Regions from separate parts of the Homo sapiens genome. Here region 2 is linked to region 1. A link is an interaction called in ENCODE POLR2A ChIA-PET data of the cell type or tissue named here. Cell type or tissue: OCI-LY7. All regions are shown on one strand. Each heading gives the region's core, and the rest is flanking DNA. Links, peaks and the distances in the headings are about the cores only.

Evidence for each region. Peaks named below come from ENCODE experiments on the same cell type or tissue, not always from the same donor. Only the 100,000 strongest peaks of a DNase experiment are listed, where the experiment ranks them.
Region 2: POLR2A ChIA-PET joins it to region 1 with 7 read pairs; 2 of 35 experiments call an interaction of 5 or more read pairs at or near these places.

Annotation. Positions count from the first base shown.
Region 1 is chr2:127,802,263-127,808,634 of GRCh38, reverse strand. All of the region lies in intron 1 of WDR33 (WD repeat domain 33), which reads left to right. Among named protein-coding and RNA genes, the nearest start is that of WDR33, 5.7 kb to the left of the region's middle. In OCI-LY7, for the core only: no CTCF peak of the experiment used is centred there; a DNase peak (open chromatin) is centred at 2,896; H3K4me3 peaks cover 2,698 bases; H3K27ac peaks cover 2,339 bases.
Region 2 is chr2:127,464,097-127,469,911 of GRCh38, reverse strand. No RefSeq gene overlaps it. Among named protein-coding and RNA genes, the nearest start is that of MIR4783, 43 kb to the right of the region's middle. RefSeq lists an enhancer at 5,706-5,815. In OCI-LY7, for the core only: no CTCF peak of the experiment used is centred there; no DNase peak of the experiment used is centred there.

The sequences.
Region 1 (6,372 bases), core at 626-5,625:
GCATGAGCCACCGCGCTCTGCTGAAAATGATTTTTCTTTGGTAACATTTATCTCCCCATTTCAAACCATTTACATTAGTCCTAGAGACTGAAGCTCTTCAGTGTATTGGAAAATCTGAGCAGTGCTACTCTCATCTGTCTGGCCCTTAAACATTTTACTAATTTTCTGGTAGTGACTGACTTTCTAAAGTTGTATTGTATCTTGTACTCATGATTTGTGTGCTTATAAATTCCCAGAGCTAGGTAGTATTGGAAAGGGCATGTATGGGTTTCAGCAGCAAATGGACCTAGGTTTGAATGCCAGGCTCACCATTAACTACCTTTTTTATATTGGGTCAGTTAATTAAACTCTCTAAGCTTCAGTTTCTTTGTATATAAGAATGTTAACTATAAAACCTAAAGGTAAAAAGTGCCTCATATATAGTAGGCATTCTTTAAATGTTAACATTTTTTTTCTTTCTGTGATGAATTTAATTGGTGACATCATTTTCAGTTTTAAACATTAACTCAAATATCTTTGTTGAAATTTACTGACAATCTCATTCCTCTGATAAGTTAATCACTCCTTTCTCTGCTATTAAAGCATTTTGTATATATCTTTAATGTATTTTGACTATACCTTCTCCACTACTTGTGAATACTTTGGTTTTTAGTTTGTTTGTTTGTTTTCTGAGACAGGGTCTCACTTTGTCACCCAGGCTGGAATACAGTGGCATGATCATGGCTCACTGTAGCCTCTAATTCCTAGGCTCAAGCGATCCTCCCACTTCAGCCTTTCAAAGTCTTGGGAGTCATGAGTCCCTGCTGCCAGCTCTTTGTGAGCACGTTGAAGACGTGCTATAGTACCTTATATTTTTGTATTCCTAAAACCTAGGCATTATACAAATTGAAGAATGAATTTTCTACAAAAATTCCCCTCATGACTTGGTTTATTTCTGATCTTTGGCTGTTGCTTATTAACTCTTTGCCTAGATTGTATTCTCCTTCCTTTCACACTATTCCTATTCTGTTCAGTCCTTAAAATCCAGCTAAATCCAATTAATGAGGTCTTCAGTGACTCTCATTTATTCATAACTTGTTTAGTTAGTCTAGTGTCTGTGTGACTGCCTTCTGTTACTTTGTGTCCCATTAGTACCTGCCTCTATGCCTTACCATTTTGAGCAGATCCTTGAGTGGGATGATACGTGCAAAACTGTGCTTTAGGCAGTTTGTTGTTATAGGCACCTGCTCTCTACTCTGTTTGCTCTCAACTTAGTAGGTGGAGCAGCAATTTTCCTTTTTTGGTATATGGAATATTCTGGTAACTTTTTTGCAACTTTAAGAAATTTCAAGCCAGGTGCAGTGGCTCACATCTGTAATCCCAGCACTTTGGGAGGCCGAGGCAGGTGGATCACCTGAGGTCAGGAGTTCAAGACCAGCCTGGCCAACATGGTGAAACCCCATCCCTACTAAATACAAAAAAAATTAGCTGGGCGTGGTGGCACATTCCTGTAATCCCAGCTACTTGGGAAGCTGAGGCAAGAGAATTGCTTCAACCTTGGAGGCGGAGGTTGCAGTGAGCTGAGATTGCGCATTGTACTTCAGCCTGGGCAACAAGAGTGAAATGCCGTCTTAAAAAAAAAAATTTCAAACATGCAGCAAAGGTGAAAGAATACTACAGTGAACACCCATATGCCTTCTGTTTGGATTCGACTGTTAACCAACATTTAACCATTTTGCTTTAACTCTATATCCTCCCTTTCTTGAATGATTTGAAATTAAATTGCAGATATACTGCTTTTCCCTGTAATACCTCAGGATGCATGTCTTTGAAATAATGCTTTTTCCTACGCTTTTCTACATTTTTATTTCAAGCCAGTCTCCAGCTGAAAACATATAAAATCATTATCATACCTAAGGCAATTAGCATGAAATCTTTAGCATCATCTTTTTTTTTTTTTCGAATGAGTTGGTGTAGTTCTATTTTTTTTTGGCTTTGTTCCACAGTTGTTGAAGAGTTGGTTTAATTCTAGGTTACACAGAGTTTAGGGTAGAACAAAGACCAAAGAGCAGTCTCTGGCAAGATTCTGGGCTGGTTTTACTTTAAATTCATAGCTAAGGCAGGAATGGAGTGAAAACAACTAAAGAGAGGCCGGGCGCAGTGGCTCACGCCTGTAATCCCAGCACTTGGGAGGCTGAGGTGAGCAGATCACCTGAGGTCAGGAGTTTGAGACCAGCCTGGCCAACATTGTGTAACCTCGTCTCTACTAAAAATACAAAAATTAGCCGGGTGTGGTTGCGCATGCCTGTAGTCCCAGCTACTCGGGAGACTGAGGCATGAGAATCGCTTGAACCCAGGAGGTGGAGGTTGTAGTGAGCTGAAATTGTGCCACTGCACTGCAGCCAGGGCAACAGAGCGAGACTGTCTCAAAAAAAAAAAAAAAAAGAAAAAGAAAAACAACTAAAGAGATGATGAGCCACTGTAAGCATTTTAATTTATTTTATTAATATTTTTTATTTAAAATTTTAAAATTTTGTTTATTTTGAGACAGGGTCTTACTTTGTCATCCAGGTTGGAGTGCAGTGGCACAATCACAGCTCACTGCAGCCTCAACCTCCCAGCTCAAGCAATCTGCCCACCTTGGCCTCACAAAGTGCTAGGATTACAGGTGTGAGCCACCACACCTGCGGTTTTTTTTTTTTTTTTAAACAAAAGTTTATTCTTTAATGTGCAGTAGACTCCAGCTTCAAGACGACACTTCATTCCAGCTATAGGTGGCAACAGATATTATGGCAGGGAATACAGATGTTTAAATACGAATGAAATCAAGGGTCACCATTGCTTCAGGCACAGGGCACAGCTTACTTTCTGCCAGATTTTTAAATTCCACCTGTGGCCGGAGCCCCTTCCAGGAGGCTTTCGCTTTTAGCTCCTTGTGTTTCTTTCGTTCCTTTTCTTGTTTCTGCTTGAAAGCCTTATTCATCTTCTTGGCCTGCTTTTTGGGCAGTTTCAAAGGGTTCTTCTTGCCACCTTTGAGGCCGGACCTGGCACCTGCTGCCCCTTCCTGACTCTGTCACCACAAACAGCTAGCCTCATCTTTTTAAAGAACGTTCCATATTTTGGAATTTCTTATTGTATGCTTAAAATGTCATGTATTTTGTTTCTCAATTCCTGTTGTTTCTCTATTCCTTTTATTTCCTGTAAACTAGAAGTTAGATCTAGAGAGGTTTGACTAAATTTGGGTCAAATATTTTTGGCAAAAATACTTCATAGAGGCCAGGTGCGCTGGCTCATGTCTGTAATCCCAGCACTTTGAGAGGCTGAGGCAGATGGATTGCTAGAGCCCAGGAGTTCAAGACCAGCCTGGACAATTTGGCAAAACCCTGTCTCTATTTTAAAAAAAGAAAAAAAAATGCTGGGTTTGGTGGCCTGCGCCTGTAGTCCCAGCTACTTGGGAGGTTGAGACAGGAGGATGGCTTGAGCCAGAGAGGTGGAGGCTGCAGTGAGCCGACATCCTGCTGCTGTACTCCAGCCTAGGCGACAAGAGAACCCTGTCTCAAAAAAAAAAAAAAAAAAAAAAAAAAAAAGAAAAAACTTCACAGGTGATGATACGTGATTTATGTTGTGAGGATATACTTCTAGCTATGAGCCTTCAATAAGGTGGTAGGGACTGCCAGATGTTAGCTTGCGTTATTTACAATGCCAAATTTACCTGGTTAATGTGTCCATTGGATTTCTTCATCAAAGAGGTATATTTTTCCCTTTGCAGTTATACTTGATCTGTGGGGTGATAACTTTAGCATCATGTGAGTACCTCACTTCTCAAAATATTTTTCACTTAATGATTGATGATTATTAGCTGAGTCATTTATTGGGGGTTTTCTAATTTTGTTATTTGTTTATATTCATTAACTGTTTTCTGTAATAAAGAGCTTTTGCTTTCCCCCTTTCGTGTTTAAATGTTTAAATTTTGAAATAAATATGAACTAACAGAAGAGTTGGAAGAATAGTTCAAAGAACTCCTATGTACTTTTTATTCTGATTCACCCATTTTTAACATTTTGTCACATTTGCTTTATTCCTCCCTTCCTGCCTCCCAGCCCCTCATGTATTATTTTCGGAGCCATTTAGTGTTATTCACAGATATGCACTTCTCCGCACTTCTCTGCTCAAGAACAAGTTAAGTACCCGCAATATTAACTAATTCTGGACATTGAACATTTATATAGTATTGAAAATTCATACTCAAATTTCTCTAGTTGTCTCAGTAACATCTCACAGAATTTTTCTTTCTCTAATCCAGTATCCAATCTAGATATTTCTTTTCTTTTTTTATTTATTTTTTGAGACAGAGTCTCGCTCTGTCTCCCAGGCTGGGATGATCTTGGCTCACTGCAAGCTCCGCCTCCCGGGTTCACGCCATTCTCCTGCCTCAACCTCCCGAGTAGCTGGGACTACAGGCGCCCGCCACCATGCCTGGCTAATTTTTTGTATTTTTAGTAGAGACAGGGTTTCACCGTGTTAGCCAGGATGGTCTCGATCTCCTGACCTTGTGATCCACCCTCCTCGGCCTCCCAAAGTGCTGGGATTACGGGTGTGAGCCACCGCACCCGGTCCCAATCTAGATATTTCGTATCTCTTTAGTCTTTAAGCAGGAGCAGGTATTTGGCCCTTATTGCTTTTGGTCTTTTTTTTTTTTTTTTTTTTTGAGACTGGGTCTCACTTCGTTGCCCAGGCTAGAGTGCAGTGGCAAGATCATAGCTGCCTGCAGCCTGGAACTCCTGGGCTCAAGTGATTCTCCTACCTCAGTCTCCCAAGCACCTGGCACTAACCCCAGTTAATTTGAGGGCTCCTTTGCTTTTTTGGCAAAACAATAACCCAAGTCCTTCTTGTCTTTTCCTTTCCTTTTGTATCTTCCCATTTCTCCAAGGAGTCCCAGTTCTTTTGGTAGAAAATATTATTTATAAACCAGGATTTGGATGCTTGGTGGTGTATGCATTTGCTTGTATGCCCTTTTCAGTGGACAGAGCTAGAAAACATGATATTAAAAATCATCAGCTTACATTGGTATTTTATTTTATTTATTTTTTGAGACAGTCTCCCTCTGTCACCTAGGCTGGAGTGCAGTTGTGCAATCTTGGCTCATTGCAACCTCTGCCTCCTGGGTTGAAGCGATTCTTGTGCCTCAGCCTCCCGAGCAGCTAGGATTACAGGCGTCTGGCTAATTTTTGTATTTTTAGTAGAGATGGGGTTTTACCATATTGGCCAGGCTGGTCTCGAACCCCTGGCCTTAAGTGATCCGCTCACTTTGGCCTCTCAAAGTGTTGGGATTACAGACGTGAGCCACTGTGCCTGGCCTACATTGGTATTTTAAATTCCTAATCAAAGTTAACATTAGTGGCATTTTCTACACAGAAAACAGAGTCAGATTTATAATGCCAGTATTTTACTAACAATAACCCTACCAAGTGCAGTTTTTTTTCCAGTCCTTTTTTTTCTTAGCGTATACTGCATTAAAGATGAACTTTCTTCAAAAGTTACTTGAAATAACATTTTTCAGCTTGTTTGTTGAATTTGTTTATTTTGATTATCAAATTTCACAGTTTTTGTTTGTATTCATTATTAGGGTTTGCTTTTTCTCCCTCTTAATTTAGTTTTTTTGTTTGTTTGTTTTTGAGACAAGATCTCAATCTGTTACCTAGGCTGGAGTGTAGTGGTGCAGTTTTGGCTCCCTGTAGCCTCAACCTCGCAGGTTTGGGTGATCCTCCCACCTCAGCCTCCCAAGTAGCTGGAACGACAAGTGCGCACCACCATGCCTGGCTAATTTTTTGTGTTTTTTGGTATAGTCTGGGTTTTGCCATGTTGCCCAGTCTGGGCTCGAACTCCTGGGGTCATCGGTTCCTCCCTCCTCAGCCTCCCAAAATACTAGGATTACAAGGCATGAGCCACTGCACCCAGACGTAATTTAGTTTTTTTAATACGTTATTTACATGGTTTAAAATCTACTGAAAAAAAATTTTTAAGCACCTGTGACCAAGAAGGAATAAAATTAAATACTATATTGAAAAAGTACTGGCTGGGCGTGGTGGCTCACATCTGTAATCCCAGCACTTTGGGAGGCCGAGGGGGGCAGATCACCTGGGGTCAGGAGTTTGAGACCAGCCTGGCCAACATGGTGAAACCCCATCTCTACTAAAAATACAAAAATTAGCCAGGCGTGGTGGCACATGCCTGTAATCCCAGCTACTCTGAAGGATGAGGCAGGAGAATTGCTTGCACCCAGGAGACGGAGGCTGAAGAAAAAGTAGTTAAGTCTTGCTTCTGTCTCTGAGCTCTGGAGTTCATTCCAGTTTTTACTGTGTATATTCTTATTTTCACATTCTTAGAAGAAAG
Region 2 (5,815 bases), core at 12-5,011, 340 kb after region 1:
GCTGTGTCCATAGACACTGTAACACTGGAGTTCAAAAAATGTTGCTGTGGAACGGCCCTTCTCATCCAAACCCAGACGGAATGTTCTCACCTGCCAAGAGTAGTGTCTTGTATTGAGGCACAGTGGTAGCTTTCTGGATCCACAGGCAAGGCCCTGTGGAGTCTCAGAATAATGATAAATCCTCTGGATGACCTAGGGGCTGGTGAGGTGAGTGGAGCACCCTACTGTGGTGTGTCTGTAGGACCACTGGAGCCTGATGCTGCCAAAGCATGACCTGACCAGCCCTGGCAACTGGTTTAGGATCATACAACCATGCACATGCCCCTAGGATTCCTAGAAATACTAAGGGGAAAAGGATTTTCCCGGAGCTGGGACATTCTACATTTGCACAGGTGAGAACTCAAACCATTGAGATTTAGATATTAATGTAAAACAACTTCATTTGTACTCATTAAGACTGAGTAAGGCTAGGACTTTTCCTTTCTGCTGCATTTTAACATAGGTAGGAGGACAGGATTTTCAAGATGCCCAAGAAAGTAATCAAGCAATAATCATGCACATCTTCATGAAGGAATGGTAGAGCCCCACATGACCCACGATCTGCACCCCACAGGACCCCCGCCCCACTGCTTCTCTGCCCTCATCTCGTAGCACTCCAGCCCCGGCCCCCGCTGGCTGGCCTCCCGTGCAGCACGCTCTCCCCTCAGGGCCTTTACACTTGGCTTCTCCCTTGATCTGGGTTGTGCTCTTCCCTATCTTCCCACCCTCTAATGTCCATGTGCCTTCTTCCTCACTTTCTTCAGCTCTCTGTTCAGACGTCACCTTTTCTGTGAGGCCTTCCCTGACCTAACATAAACAGCAACAAGGTCAGTCTCAGTGGCTCACGCCTGTTATTCCAGCACTTTGGGAGGTCAAGGCAGGCAGATCACCTGAGGTCAGGAGTTCGAGACCAGCCTGGCCAACATGGTGAAACCCCGTCTCTACTAAAAATACAAAAAGAATTAGCCGGGTATGGTGGCGGGCGCCTGTAATCCCAGCTACTTGGGAGGCTGAGGCGGGAGAATCACTCGAACCTGAGAGGTGAAGGTTGGAGTGAGCTGAGATCGCGCCATAGCACTCCAGCCTGGGTGACAGAGTCAGACTCCATTTTGAAAAAAATAAAATAAAAAAAGAGCAACAACTGCTTCTTGCCTTGTTACCCCTAATCTGCTTTATTTTTTCCCAAAGCACTTTGCATTATCTAGTATACTATACATGTGGTTGTTTATTGAGTGTATCCTCCTCATTAGAATGGGAGCCCCATGAGGGCAAGAACTCCCTCTGTTTATTCACAGATGTATCCCCAGCAGCCAGCACATTGTCTGTCACACAGTACATGTTCGATACATTTCATTAATGAATGATCATACTTCCTCCCTTTTTTGTTAATTAACTAATTCAGTGAACACTGAGCTCTACTAAGTGATGGATACTACTGAATAGCAGAGAACCAAAGATGAACAAGATAGCCTCTGCCCTTAAAGAGGTCACAGTGTGAGGAGGGAGGCAGAATGGTGCCTCCTGACTATAAATGCAGTGTGGTAGATTTCACTGGGGACACAGCTGGAGGAGATTGGGGAAAGCTTCGTGGAGGAGTTGCTGTCCAGTTGACTCATGAAGGGTGAGGAAAATTATGATGTGTGAACATTTGTTGAGTGCTTACCATCTCTCTGCTAAGCAACTTAAATATAGCATTATTTAACGCCGTGAACAGGTGTATAACATAAGTACTGATATTATTTTTACCTTACGGTTGAAGAAGCAGGCTCAGAAAGGACCAAGGTTTGAAGCTACCACTGGTGGAGCTAAGGTTCAGACCTGGTTCTTCCTGGTTTCACATCTCATGCTTTAACCATGTGCTGGGCAGACAAGAAAGAAAGACACTGTGAGCAGAAGAAATAATCCATCTCAAAAATGGAAACTTCATGGTGTGTATTCAGGGAACCCCAGGAATTCCAGGGAAGAGATGAGGCAGGAGTCTACCTCACCCAGAAGGTGAGATACAGGCCACAGATATTTCATACCTCTGCCTCCTGATTCCTTCTTCCTTCCAGGATAGCTTGCTTTTGTTACTGTATCGAGTGTCTGAATATACTTTGATCTGAAGAAAGAATTCTATGATTGAAGCAAGGGATGGTCCATGTGGTTATAGTAGCCCAGATGGGATGGGGGTCCTTCAGTAGGACAGTAACTGGAGTAACTGGGAAAATGAAGGGGAGATGACAGATAGCGAGGACCTTTAGAGATAGGACTGCTAGGACTTGGTCGCCATTGGCTGTTAGAGAGGCAGGAGGCTAGGCCTGGGTGAGTGGTGGAGCAACAGTGCCAGTAACAGAACACTGTGTATGAGAACGTTCCATGGGAGTGGGAGATGAAAAGTCAGGCAGTTTTGGAGCCCCTGTGGCTTGTCGAGCCAGGGAGATGCCCCATCCTGATTGGGATGTGTAAGGCTGGAGCTCCAGGTAGAGTCACAGAGCTAACAAACTTCAGCTTCTTTCAAGTTAATGCCCAGGAAGAGAGTCTAGAGAAAGACCAGCAGTGAGCTTGGGAGCAGCAGCTGTGGACACTGGGAATCTCCTCAGCACTGACAGTTCTGGACCAGAACTACGTTGCTTCAGATCCCTTGTGAAGTCATGATTGGACAAACATATTATCTAAACCATTCAGGGAATTTTTTGAAATTTCCTAATTAAAGGAAGTTATCTGGGTAAATGAGTTCTCCTTGAAGCATTTTCTTCTATCAGTGTGTGGGTAAAATGGCAGTGTGCGAAGTCCCTTCAGTCAAGCAGGGTTCTCTGTAACCCTTTTTTTTCTTTCTTTCTTTTTTCCCCCCAGTTAATACCTTGATTGCATTTTTTAAAATATAGTCTTACTAGATTTTTTTTTGTAGAAATGGAATCTCACTATGTTGCTCAGGCTAGTCTCAAACTCCTGGCCTCAAGTGATCCTCCACTTCAGCCTCCCAAAGTGCTGGGATTACAAGTGTGAGCCAATGTATCCAACCCTTTGTAACCTTTGATCCAGCTACTTTTTTCATTCCTAGTTATTTTCACAACCCTGTCTGGAAGATCACAGCCTCAGTGATCTTCCTTATTGATGAACTACCACTGGAAACGAGTACAGACCCATTTTGGCCCAGCCTTCTTCTGAGTGCACAGTGCCCACCAGGAACAAAGTGTCCAGGCAACACCCAGCCAGGAGCCTCCACTTCAGAATGGAAGCCAGCACAAAGCTTGCCGTCAGTAAGGTTCCTGGAGGAACTGGGAAACAGGGCTGAGGGAAGAGAAAGAGCCCCAGCGACTCACTGTCCTTGTCCTCCCGTTCTAGATCAGTACAGTCCCAGCTTCTGGTTTGGGAAGGGAGGGGAAGAACATGTTTGCCCCAGACCACACCCCACCTCCGGCCAAGCAGGGCCGTGGCACTATTGCAATGAGGAAGGAATGAACATTCTTCAGGGTGGTCTTATCGTCTACTCATGCAGGAGCCCATCCGGATCACTTAAGAGTAGAGAACAGGAGCAAGAATAGAAGTAGCAAGGGAAAGTGCTTTGGGGTCATGTGACCCTGAGTCTTATCCTTTCTGCACCTATGGGCTATCTGGCCTAGGGCAAAAGTCACTTCACCCCCATGAGCTTCAGTTTTCTTCTCCCTGAGAAAGACGTCAGATGTCAGTGCACAGAGAGGCCATGGGGATGGATGTGCCCAGCAGGATGCCCAGCATCCAGTAGGTGCCTAATAGGTAGGGCTCCCTCATTGTGGTTATCCTCCAAGTGACTGTTATGTTTTTGATCTGCTTAACTTGGCACTGGATTTGGTGATGTGTGAACTTGTATTTCCCTTCCCACAGTTCACAGTAGTGTAAGGATTATGTGCTCAGGCTCTGGAGTTTAACCAGACCTAGCCTCAGATCCTGGCTCCAATAGTTTACTAACTCTTTGACTTTGAATAAGTCATTTCCCTAATTGGTCTCTGTGGGAGTAATAATAGCACTTACCTTATAGAGGTGTTGTTAGAAGAAAATAAGATATTATGTGTGGGAATTGTTTGGCATATGGTAAACATTCAAATATTGTGGTATCCATCTTGGTGAAAATTGCCACCCTTCAAGGGCATATACTTATTCCAAATTGAGCACTTTCCATGGCTCAAAATATGTAACAAATGTATTAGTTCATTTTCATACTGCTGATAAAGACATACCCAAGACTGGGTAATTTATACAGGAAAAAGGTTTAAAGACTTCCAGTTACATATAGCTGGGGAGGCCTCACAATCATGGCAGAAGGCAGGAGGGGCAAGTCACGTCTCACATGAATGGCTGCAGGCAAAGAGAGAGCTTGTGCAGGAAAACTCCCGTTTTTAAAACCATCAGATCTCATCAGACTCATTCACTACCCGAGAACAGTGGAGGAAAGACCCACCCCCACAATTCAATCACCTCCTACTGGGTTCCTCCCATGACGTGGGAATTGTGGGAGATACAATTCAAGATAAGATGTGGTTGGGGACACAGCCAAACCATATCAACAAGTCTTTTTTTTTTAGTAGAGGCAAGGTTAGTCCCACTATGATGGCCCAGGCTGGTCACCAACTTCTGGGCTCAAGCAATGCTCCTCCAGCCTTGGCCTCCCAAAGTGCTGGGATTATAGGCATGAGCCACCACACCCATCCAGTTAACAAGTCTTAACATTGCCTTAAGAGTCTTTTGAATGTCTATAAATGGTAAAACAACCAACTAGCCAAAAACCTTTGCTCTTTCAAGAAAGAGCAGGTTTGGAGTAATAGCTATGTGATTCCAAGCCAAATATGCTGATTCAGATAATTAGTGAGTCAAGATAATTACCTTTGGGGTCAAAGTAATGTGCTTCTTGTAACTCATGAAGATGCACCCAGAAGAGGCCTCCAGCAGAGTGGGCAGCAGCTGTGCTGCGGGAGCCCGAGCTTGCAGCCTCCGGAGCAGGCACTTCTCGGCTCTATACCATTCACCCCCATGTGGTTTTTACATTATTACTTTTTAGATGGAAAGTAACCTCCTCATGGTTAAAAAAAGAAACAGTTCAAAAGGGTAAGAAAAATCTCCCTACCACAGGGAGGAAATCAGTTTCTGCTCTCTTATAGGACTGTCCGTAGCTATAAAGTCCCTTTTTAAAAGCATATGGGGCCTGGCATGCACACTGCTGTACGCCTTTCTCTTCCCACTCATCACACTGCTGACAAAGATCTCCTGAGTGGGAGGCTTTGAAGCACTGCCCCCACAGAGAGGTACATGATACCCAAGAAATGCCCAGGGCTGGCTTTGGGGCCCCCAGATTCTTAAACGCTGCCAGAGCATGTAATTGCCCCAGTTCCTTACTCTAAAATTCCTATTTTCTGGCTCTCTGACTTGTTTTGTTTTTGTTTTTTTGAGACTGAGTATCTCTCTGTTGCCCAGGCTGGCGTGCAATGGCATGACCTCCACTCACTGCAACCTCCACCTCCTGGGTTCAAGTGACTCTCCTGCCTCAGCCTCATGAGTAGCTGGGATTACAGGCATGCGCCACCATGCCCAGCTAATTTTTGTATTTTTAGTAGAGATGGGGTTTCAGTGTTGACCAGGCTGCTCTTGAACTCCTGACCTCAGGTGATCCACCTGCCTCAGCCTCCCAAAGTGCTGGAATTACAGGTGTGAGCCACTACCCCCAGCCCTGGCTCTCTGAGTTTTAAACCACTTTCTTCAAATTTTGCTGCCAACTCTAATAGTTAGACTTCTTTTGGAGGGTGAAAGGAAGGCAGGAGAC